Linked DNA regions of Mus musculus: all the other regions are linked to region 1. Evidence: chromatin loops called from intact Hi-C (ENCODE). Cell type or tissue: gastrocnemius. All regions are shown on one strand. Links, peaks and the distances in the headings refer to the core of each region. The heading gives the core; the rest is flanking DNA.

The links. A loop is a pair of places that touch in the nucleus more often than their neighbours do. Peaks named below come from ENCODE experiments on the same cell type or tissue, not always from the same donor. Only the 100,000 strongest peaks of a DNase experiment are listed, where the experiment ranks them.
Region 2: it touches region 1 in a loop (2.1-fold over the local background); 3 of 42 quality-filtered maps call a loop at or near these places.
Region 3: it touches region 1 in a loop (2.0-fold over the local background); 12 of 42 quality-filtered maps call a loop at or near these places.

Annotation. Positions count from the first base shown.
Region 1 is chr6:72,094,861-72,098,863 of GRCm38, reverse strand. It overlaps St3gal5 (ST3 beta-galactoside alpha-2,3-sialyltransferase 5), which reads right to left and starts at 1,256. Exons shown (of 7, transcript NM_001035228.2): 1 at 1,082-1,256. The coding sequence starts at 1,160. In gastrocnemius, for the core only: a CTCF peak has its summit at 1,093; DNase peaks (open chromatin) are centred at 658 and 1,269; H3K4me3 peaks cover 2,052 bases; H3K27ac peaks cover 2,141 bases.
Region 2 is chr6:71,966,185-71,968,684 of GRCm38, reverse strand. It overlaps Polr1a (polymerase (RNA) I polypeptide A), which reads right to left. Exons shown (of 34, transcript NM_009088.3): 25 at 2,142-2,309; 26 at 1,238-1,373; 27 at 669-826. Among named protein-coding and RNA genes, the nearest start is that of Gm26628, 3.7 kb to the right of the region's middle. In gastrocnemius, for the core only: no CTCF peak of the experiment used is centred there; no DNase peak of the experiment used is centred there; H3K27ac peaks cover 2,305 bases.
Region 3 is chr6:71,980,996-71,983,495 of GRCm38, reverse strand. No RefSeq gene overlaps it. Among named protein-coding and RNA genes, the nearest start is that of Gm26628, 18 kb to the right of the region's middle. In gastrocnemius, for the core only: a CTCF peak has its summit at 1,183; a DNase peak (open chromatin) is centred at 1,386; H3K27ac peaks cover 676 bases.

The DNA of each region.
Region 1 (4,003 bases), core at 1-2,500:
ACCAGAGGGCAGAGATGAGTGTGAGTCTCCTTCCTTTGTAAGTCTAAAACCCAGCACAGCTCTTGGCTGAAGGAACCTGAAACCCATCGGTCCCAGAAAAAGCACAACACATAAAAATGCCTCTTCCTCCTTTTAAGTACATCTACTTACATTTACACCTAATTTTGCAAAGGCAAAATTCATATATGTGAATTAAGACTGAATTACTGGGGGGAAAGGTATAAAAATTTCATTTCCAAGTCAGCTAGTGATTCTACAGAGTTCTCGCCAATTGACATATTTATTCTAAATGGTTAAAACCACAAACTCATTGTGGAAGAGACCCAAGCCAACAGCAAGTTAAGTCTTCCAGTACAGACCTGGAGAGCAAGCTCCCCACAGGAGGATATCAGTGTCTGCCAAGGTCATCCAGCTGATGTGCAGTAGGGACAAGAGCTTTCATTTACTGGGGTCCTACCAATTGTTCTCTAACACCCTCTCCGCAAAACAAACAAATAAAACAGCGCACAAAGAACGCGTCCCCTCGTCAGGACACAGCTTAAAATTTCCAAGAAACCAAAACGGTCTCCCAATGTGTCTCCTCCGCAGGACTGGCCGCAGAGAGGGGGCAGGGAAGGTCACCAGTGAATTTCTGCCAGCAGAAAGCTACCCACTTTCACACTGCACGTCTACCCACATGGATGCACCAGGAGGGTTCAGGCGCCACTAGTTACCCTGTACAAGGTTCCCCAAAGCAGTCAAGGGAGACACTGAGTCTATTCGACTCTGCCGGCTCAGAAGGTTCCAGCAATGAATTAAAATCCCAGAACCAAGCGACGTGAAGAGGGCCACTCTGGCTGGACCTGCCACGCGGGGCAGGTCATCCTTACCCGCAGCGCCGCGTCCACACCTGCGCAGGCTGCGCCGGGGGCGCCCATGTAGGCAGCCAGGGGCCGCGACCCTCCGCCCGTGTCCCCTAGCAGGCGCGTCCGGCGTCGCAGGGCTGGGGAGGAGCCGCTGGGCCTGGGGTATCGCAAAGGCGGATCGCCGCTATCTGGGCTCCCCGGTGTCCGCTCTGCCGACTGGGGGCTGCGCCACGTACCTCGGCAGGCAGGTGCCGCTGCTTGGCTTCGCAGCTTCTGGGGCCTCCGCGCCGCGCCGCCCACCGCCTCTGTGTGCATGCTAGGGAGGGAGCGCTGGCAAGCCGCCAGCCCGGGGCCCCGCGCCCCAGCCAGCCCCCGGCGCCGCGCTCGCGCCAATTCAGCCCCGGACAGTCCGCTCCCCCGCGCGGATGCTGAGGGGGGTGGGGGTAGGCGGGGGCGGGGTCGCGCGTCACGAGGATAAGGGAGACCAATCAGAGTGCGCCGAGGCCCCGCCTGCGAGCGGACTGTCCCCCCGCCCCCTCCGACTGCTAGTGCGAGGGGGAGCGGGACAACTCCAGCCGAGAAGTAGGTGGGGCGCCAGGCAGCCTAGGATGAGGGTGCCCCGCGCTCGGGGATCTCTTCAACTCTCCCCAGGCTTGCGCGTGATTAGATAGTGGAAGGCGTTCCGGAGAACCTAAGGTGGCTCTGGACCGGTTAAAGGCTTTGACTGAGCATCCAATTAGGAGTCGGAGCTGGGGAACTAAGGGGCTTGACGTAGTCACGTGCTTTATTCGCCAGCTGCCCACTGGTCTTCAGGTAATTACTGGTCCTGGGTTCCTGAGACCCAAGAGACAAATACCAGGACAAGCTAAATCAGCGGTTCTCAACCTGGGGGTCGCCTAATACCAATGGAAGACACGTTTATTTACATTTACGATTCACAACAGTAGTGGAATTACAGTTATGAAGTATCAACGAAAATACTTTTTATGGTCAGGGGTTACCACCACAACTTGAGGAAGTGTATTAAAGGGTCGCAGCATTAGGAAGGTTGAGAACGATTAGGCTACACGGTTGTTACTGTGCTAGTTACCAAAGCCAACCAACTTGTTTTAACAGGAGAAGGAACTGAGGTCTGTGTGGGACTGAGGGTGAGTAGCTTTGAAGTCATTTGGAGGCCGAAGCAGGAACAGAACCTGGGCTTGGAGCGCTCAAATCTTATTTGTCTGAAAGCTAGAGAGGCCCTGGCCTCTCACACCTTATTTTGGAAAGGAAATGCCATACGATTTTTAAAAACACATTTAATAAATCCCAAAATTGGTGCATTAAAAAGGCCTAAAACCGGACTGGATCTCCCTTTTAGGATATTTTTCCCCATGATCTTCTAGAAAAGCCGACAAGAAAGGGATCCAAAGCGCAGAGTAAATGATATAATGTAGCCAAGTTCTTCTGAGGATGCAGACCCTTTGTTACTGCATGTGTGTGTGGGAAATCCCCTAGTGCCATAGTCTTTGTTATATTGGAATAGCTTGCCTTCGACCTCAAGAACATTTAACCACAAAGGGGCATTCTGATAGTCAGGAGGCACGCTTTCCAAGATAACAGCTCCAGTTTTCTTGGTGACTGCATAGCAAACTCCTTTTTGGGTCTGCTCAAGGTCCCGTGCTAGATCTGTGTATCAGCTGAGAAAATTGAAGCTTTGTAGTGGAAGCTTGTCAGCCTGTACAAACAGGAAGAGGCCCTGGGCTAGCTTTTAGAACTCCCTTCTCCAGCCCCAATCAAGCATGGCTATCCATCTTTTACCGAACAATAACCCTCTCATTTTGAGAAGGAAGATCCTAGACCCTGAGCCAAGAGCCGTTATCAGTTTTCCTTTTTACAGCAGCTTGCTCTCTTTGCTCTTTCTCCAGGGTGGAGAGTAGAACATGGTCGCCTGGGAACTGGGGGATGCTCTCTGGGTAGTCAATGCCAAGAATAAAGACATAGGAAAGAACGGAGTAGGTGGATTCTACTTTCATGGCTATCCAAAACAACAAATCTGTATGATTTTAAAGCGAGGACACTGGAAATAGTCTAGAAAGGGAAAAAAAGATGGAAGAAAGCCTGACATGTGGCTAAAGCCAGTGGGTTGGCCAAGGCTGGTCAGACACTAGCTAGCTGCCTGGAATGACTATAGCAGGAAAAAGATTGCAGAGCCGCTCACTCTCCTACTATTGGACCAGCCTGAGGCCTGCCTGTGTGGTCTGATGCTCTGACATCTCTGTGCCTTGGTTCTCTCCCACATCTCCCTGTGTGGAGCCCCACCCTCTTAGCAGTAAGGGCTGTCCTGGAAGCTGGAAGCATCCTGCCTTACAAGAGTAGGTGTAAGTTGAGGGCAATGAAGTGTAAGAAGTGAACTCTACCTTCTGTCTTAGTCTCCTGGGACATTTGTTTCAAATATTCATGAGCTCTGTCACCTAGTTGACACTTAGTGAAGGAAAAGAAGACCTGCTCCCAAAGTCCCCAAATAACACACTAGAATCAGCCACTAGATTTCAATGGTTTACTGAGTGGCTTCAGAGAAGCTTCCAGACTCTGGCTACCATACAGTAGGACTACTAATAAATCAGAGATAGCAGCTACCACTTCCTAAATTCACTTTTTCCATTTACTACATTAGTTAATCTAATGACGTCCTCTCACCCTCCCCTTGTGAGCTGCAATATTCTATTTTGGTAAGTTTGTCTAACTTTTGGTTCTATTGGGTGGGTTCTGTTTGAAGTTTAAAAAAAAAAAGATAAATACGGTCTGTGTCCTCCTTGTTGTCTCCGGGACCCTTTCAGAGAATCTCCACAGTCAAAACTATTGTATAATAATCTCATGACACAAAAGGTGAACAAAACTAACTGCCCATCACTAATCAAAACAGCATAAACGATTGGGTGGGGTAGTACATGAATGGAATGAATCCCAGTGTACTGGAGTGGACGAAAGAGGATCAGAAGTTCAAGGTCATCTTCAGCTACACAGCCAGTTTGATGCGAGCCTGTGCTACATAAGACCCTGTTACAGCAAAACAATTCATGGTACCCAATTATAAAGATCCTTGACGGGGCTGTGGACATGTCCCTGTAACTCGAGTTCCAGGTGATCCAATGCCCTCTTCGGGCCTCCGTGGCCAC
Region 2 (2,500 bases), core at 1-2,500, 130 kb after region 1:
TAGCAGAGAAACCAGAATTCCTACAGTGAGAATCCGCTTACACAGTGTTAGCAGAGAGACCAGAATTCCTACAGTGAGAATCCGCTTACACAGTGCTAGCAGAGAGACCAGAATTCCTACAGTGAGAATCCGCTTACACAGTGCTAGCAGAGAGACCAGAATTCCTACAGTGAGAATCCGTTTACACAGTGTTAGCAGAGAAGCCAGAATTCCTACAGTGAGAATCCGTTTACACAGTGCTAGCAGAGAGAAGCCAGAATTCCTACAGTGAGAATCCGTTTATACAGTGGTGTGGAGACGACATGCCACGGGCTCCCTATCAGCTGACAAGATGTGAACGAGGAACCACATTATAGGCTGAAACCACAGAGTCCCACTTTCTGCTGCGTGTTGGATGGAGCCACAGAGGCACCACTGTGACGAGGCTCCCTTGCTTCCTGTACAGGTCCTTTCAAACCCTAATCCCATAACCAGGAGAGAACTCGTCCGTCCAGGACAGGCCGAGGCAACGATAAATGGCTAAGAAGGGTCCCACTTACAGGCCAGATTGGGGTGAGGGATCCATATTAGGTGGTGGGGCCTACTGTCCTCTGAAACACATCCTTTGTGGCTCCTGCCAGGAGTGCTCCATGGCTCAAAGTCAAAGACAAACACAGCTGAGTCCTGACCTGGTTTCCATGAAGTGCAAGATGTCCTCGGGTCTCAGGCACTTCTCCTGCTGGTAATATGCATGTGGCAGGAACTGAAACCGGAGCTCATACACCTGGAACTTATTCCGTTTTTCTCCCATACAGAAGGACTCCTGGATGTCAACTTTCTGCAATACCTAGAACCAGATGAATGAACACAGAGAATCTGACTTGCTCAGCCCCCCAGATGATTGTGCATAGCAAGTGGATCACACGGTATCAAAAGTCTGAGGGGGCCACAGCCCCAAACTGCAGACACCCTAGTAAGCTCTGCCTGCATGAATGCCTTGCGGTATGCTCAAGTGAACAGCCCTGGTGTTTGCTAAGTTAACCCAGGAAGCATTCTTACCGCATTCTCCAGGCAAATGCTAGGGAACTAACAATTATCTTAAAAGCTTCTTGATCTAACCCTGTCTAGCACTTGGCAGAGACTGTCTGTCTCCTGGTAGGAGTCTGGAACTAAGATGCCAGTAGACTGCTCTGTTGGGGTAGGAGGAGGCAGGATCAGGTCTCCACCCAGCGTGTAATCAAGTATGAGAGACAGTTACCTCCCCCAGGCACACTCTGGTGAGCCTCTTCTTTAGACTCTTCACTTTCTTCAATGCTTTCTTGGTGTCGAACACAGGCACACTCATCATGGGCGTTTTGATGTTGGCACTGGCCACCATGAGAATCTCCCTCAATCTGACAAAGAATAAGGACACATCTGATCAGAGGTAACCTGATTTTCTTGATCGGGGTATGACAGAGGAATATGCCCTACCAGTCACAACTCTGGTCCTGCCAGGTTCCTGCAGGACCAGCTCCTCATGTGCAGTTACAGCTACAGCTCGCTTCCTTTCACCACTCCCTGCAGTCAGCAGGCACTTACAGAGAGCTTAGCAAATGAGAGACGGAGGAAAGAGTAAACTAGAAGCCTTCAGCACTCTTACTGAGCCCTGCCATCCCAACAGCAGCCTAGTGGGCTCAGCCTCTCTTCTGCAGTCACTGGAGCGAACTCTCAGGTTGAGGAGTTGGGGAAGCTATCCAGCATCGATCTGCCAGAGAGTGGAATGTGCATGGAGGAATGCCAGCAGGGTGGGTCCATGTTTTCCACTTCCCCAGCAGTCACCACACTGCAGTGTATGGCTATGTACCTAAAGGGTCATGGCCACAAGAATGACACTCCTGAAGCTGGGCAAACAGGTGGCACTGTGTTGGAATGAACCATACTCTTGTGTGTGAGGTCTCACAGGTATTTCTGGTAACCTGATGATGTGGCAGAAGGATACACAGAAACCCTACAAGATCTAGCCACAGAAACCACTCTGGCTCCAAATATGCTCAAGAATCCATACTTAGAGATCTCTTGCTCACTAGCCCTGTTCCTTGTCCCTCTCATAAGATGAGTCCTTGCCCAGGAATATTAGAGCAGATGGCACAGCTGCAGTATGCCTCCTTGTGCCCTTATACCTTGGAATGCCCAGGGTGACGTTCATCTCGCCTCTGCCTGCAAAGTGGAAGGTGTTCAGTGTCATCTGTGTGGAGGGCTCTCCGATGCTCTGGGCAGCCAGGAGGCCAACAGCCTCGCCTGGGTCACACAGTGAGCGCTGCCACTTCAGCTGCAGTAAGGTTCTCAGCCTGGAGACATAGGGGACAACAGCAGGAATCAGGAGCAAGTGTTAGGCTATCCACTACACTAGAAACCGGGAACACAGAGCCCTAGCTGGTTCCTTGTTTGTCACAAGAACATCATATGCCCTTGCCAGGCCAGTGACAAAGGCCCTCTGAGCAGTAGTTACTTTGTGACCATTCACATTCCCTCCCCGACC
Region 3 (2,500 bases), core at 1-2,500, 120 kb after region 1:
AAATAGACAAACAGAAACACACCAATAAAAACAAAAGGCAGTGAAGCAGGGGTTGGGGGGACGGCTCTGTTGGTAAAGTGTTTGCCATGTACTCTGGAGGACTCTCAGGAATCAGATAAAAAGCCTCAGTGTGGTGGTGTGTTCCTGTAAATCCAGCACTGGGGAGGCTGACACAGGCAAAGCCCTGGTGCTCACTGGCCAGCCAGAAAAGGAATGAGCCACTCTTTAGAAGCATTCTATTTTTAGGGAACCCATTTGATATATGGAGAGGTCAATGGGGGAAGGGATTCATCTCACAAAAGCACGCACAGCCTGAAGTGAAATTTCTGGTTTCTTTCGAGACTCAGTTGTGTCATGTGATTTTTTTTCCCTGGAAACAGTCTTATGAGAGGATGTTTTTTCCTGAAGCAGACACAGGGGAGGATGTTTTACTAAGAACAGACATGTGGTGTTTTTCTGGAAGCAGCCAGAAAAAGGGGCATGTGATGTTTTGCTAGAGTGGATGCTTGAGAGAACATGCGATGTTTGGGAAGGATATAAGTATGACCCAATAGACAGTGGACGATGCTGGATGGTATTAGTATGCCTTACCATTCTTTGCTAGTTGTTTGTCATGTCAGAAACACACCAGTAAACTTCCAGTGGTGTTCTGGTGGCTTCTTGATGCTTCTGTGAATTCGGACAGTTTGGCAGAGCCTCCCGGGTTTCTTCTGATTTGTGAATGGTGTTTTCGAGTGGATCAATGCTGATTCGTATGAACTGAGAGGCTGATATCCTGACACTGCAGATTGGATTTGCTCCAAAGAACTATTTCTAAGCAGGTCCATATCCTCCTTTGCCCTATTAACCTTTCCTTTCCACTACCTCTGGTGGGTGGTGGCCTAGAAGGGAGGTTAAAGTGTTTACAAACCCTTATTAAAAGTAGGTTTTGAGAAATCAAAGCCTACAATATCCACCCCATGGGTGATTGTGTGGTAAGGTTTTCAGTCTTGTACATTTGCATCCAGATGATCCTTTGTTGTTAAGACTATACTTTAATTACAGCAGCATTGGACTTGTACCCTCCAGATGCCAGTAGCATCTCTTTACAGTTGTGACAAAAATATCTTTAGACATTGACAAAAGTTCCAAGTGTGCATGGGAAGGAGTACAATATGCCCCTAGTGGAGGACCACTCAGTGTACAGGTAATATAGGTGAGCACCTATAGTTGTGCTGATATGGCTAAAGTAGACTTTAGGAACACTTACTAATTACCATTTTATACATAAAATACAGAAGGGCCAAGCAACTCCCTCAGTGTTACATTTGTGAGATGAGAGAACTTGATTCTGTCCTCAGCGCCAGCTGTCTTGCCTGCTGTCCTTGAGGATTGGCTGGCTCTACTCACTGTAATGTCAGGGGCTGGGGAGATGGCTCAGCCATTAAAGTCACAGCAAACATATGGACCCAAGTTATCAAGCATTCATGTAAAAGTAACCAATGTTGAACGCTGGGCTCAGGGAGACACTGTCTCAGAATCTAGATGGAAAGTAACTGAGCATTGACCCTCAGCATTGACGTCTGGCCTCCACACACAAGTGTGCATGTACCAACACACAAATAGGTACATCATACCCATCCACCTTGTGAAACAAACAGAGTCCTGAGTAAGGGCCGTTCAGTGTAACCCAGTGAGACCAGTGGTGTCTGAGACCCTCACATATATACCTCAGCCCCAAACTGGCTGAGGCTCCTGTGACAACAGCACAGTGGACAGCTGATCTAGAAAGCAGCACCAGGCAGGGCCAGCAGGTCTTCCTCATATAGATACTCAAACTTGCTAGAAATATAGAGGCACATGTGGCTGGGCCAGGATGAGGCATCTGTATGTTCACGATGAAGCCAGGAAGTGGGAGGTGTGGAGGAGCGCAAACTGCGGTGGGGAAGCAGTGACTGAGTCATGATTTTTTCCCAGCTTCCTCTTCTGGCCTCTGAGCATGCACTCAGCTATTCTCTTTCCTCCCCATGAAACCAGCAGTTTGGTCCTACCTGGATAAGTATATGGTGTGTGTTCACATGCCCTCTGGGTACCATAACCTTTGGCTAGAAATAAGGCAGAATTGCCTGGTGAGATGTTTGGAATGCTGCATTGCTAGCTCCATGAGAATAGGGTCTGTATGGTTCGCACAAGTGGAGATTGGAGTGGGATGGATGCAGGATGGGAGGAAACTGGGAGTGGGCACTTTGTGTGAGATTTGGGTACAGGGAAGTGGCAGCAAATACCACTGATTCATACAGAACACCGCAGAGCCTTCAGTGACACCTCAGACCTGCACTCAGCCTCCCTGGCACTCACAGGACAGAGGCACCTGGAGAACCAGAAGGATGAGTGTCTCTGGACATCTGGGTCTTTTTAATTTGCTGTACTGGGGCTGGGCCCAGGCCCTTGGAAAGAGACTCTCCCAGAGCTGGACCCCCAGCCCTGGGTTCTTTCTTTGTCAAGATGGTCTTGATTTCAT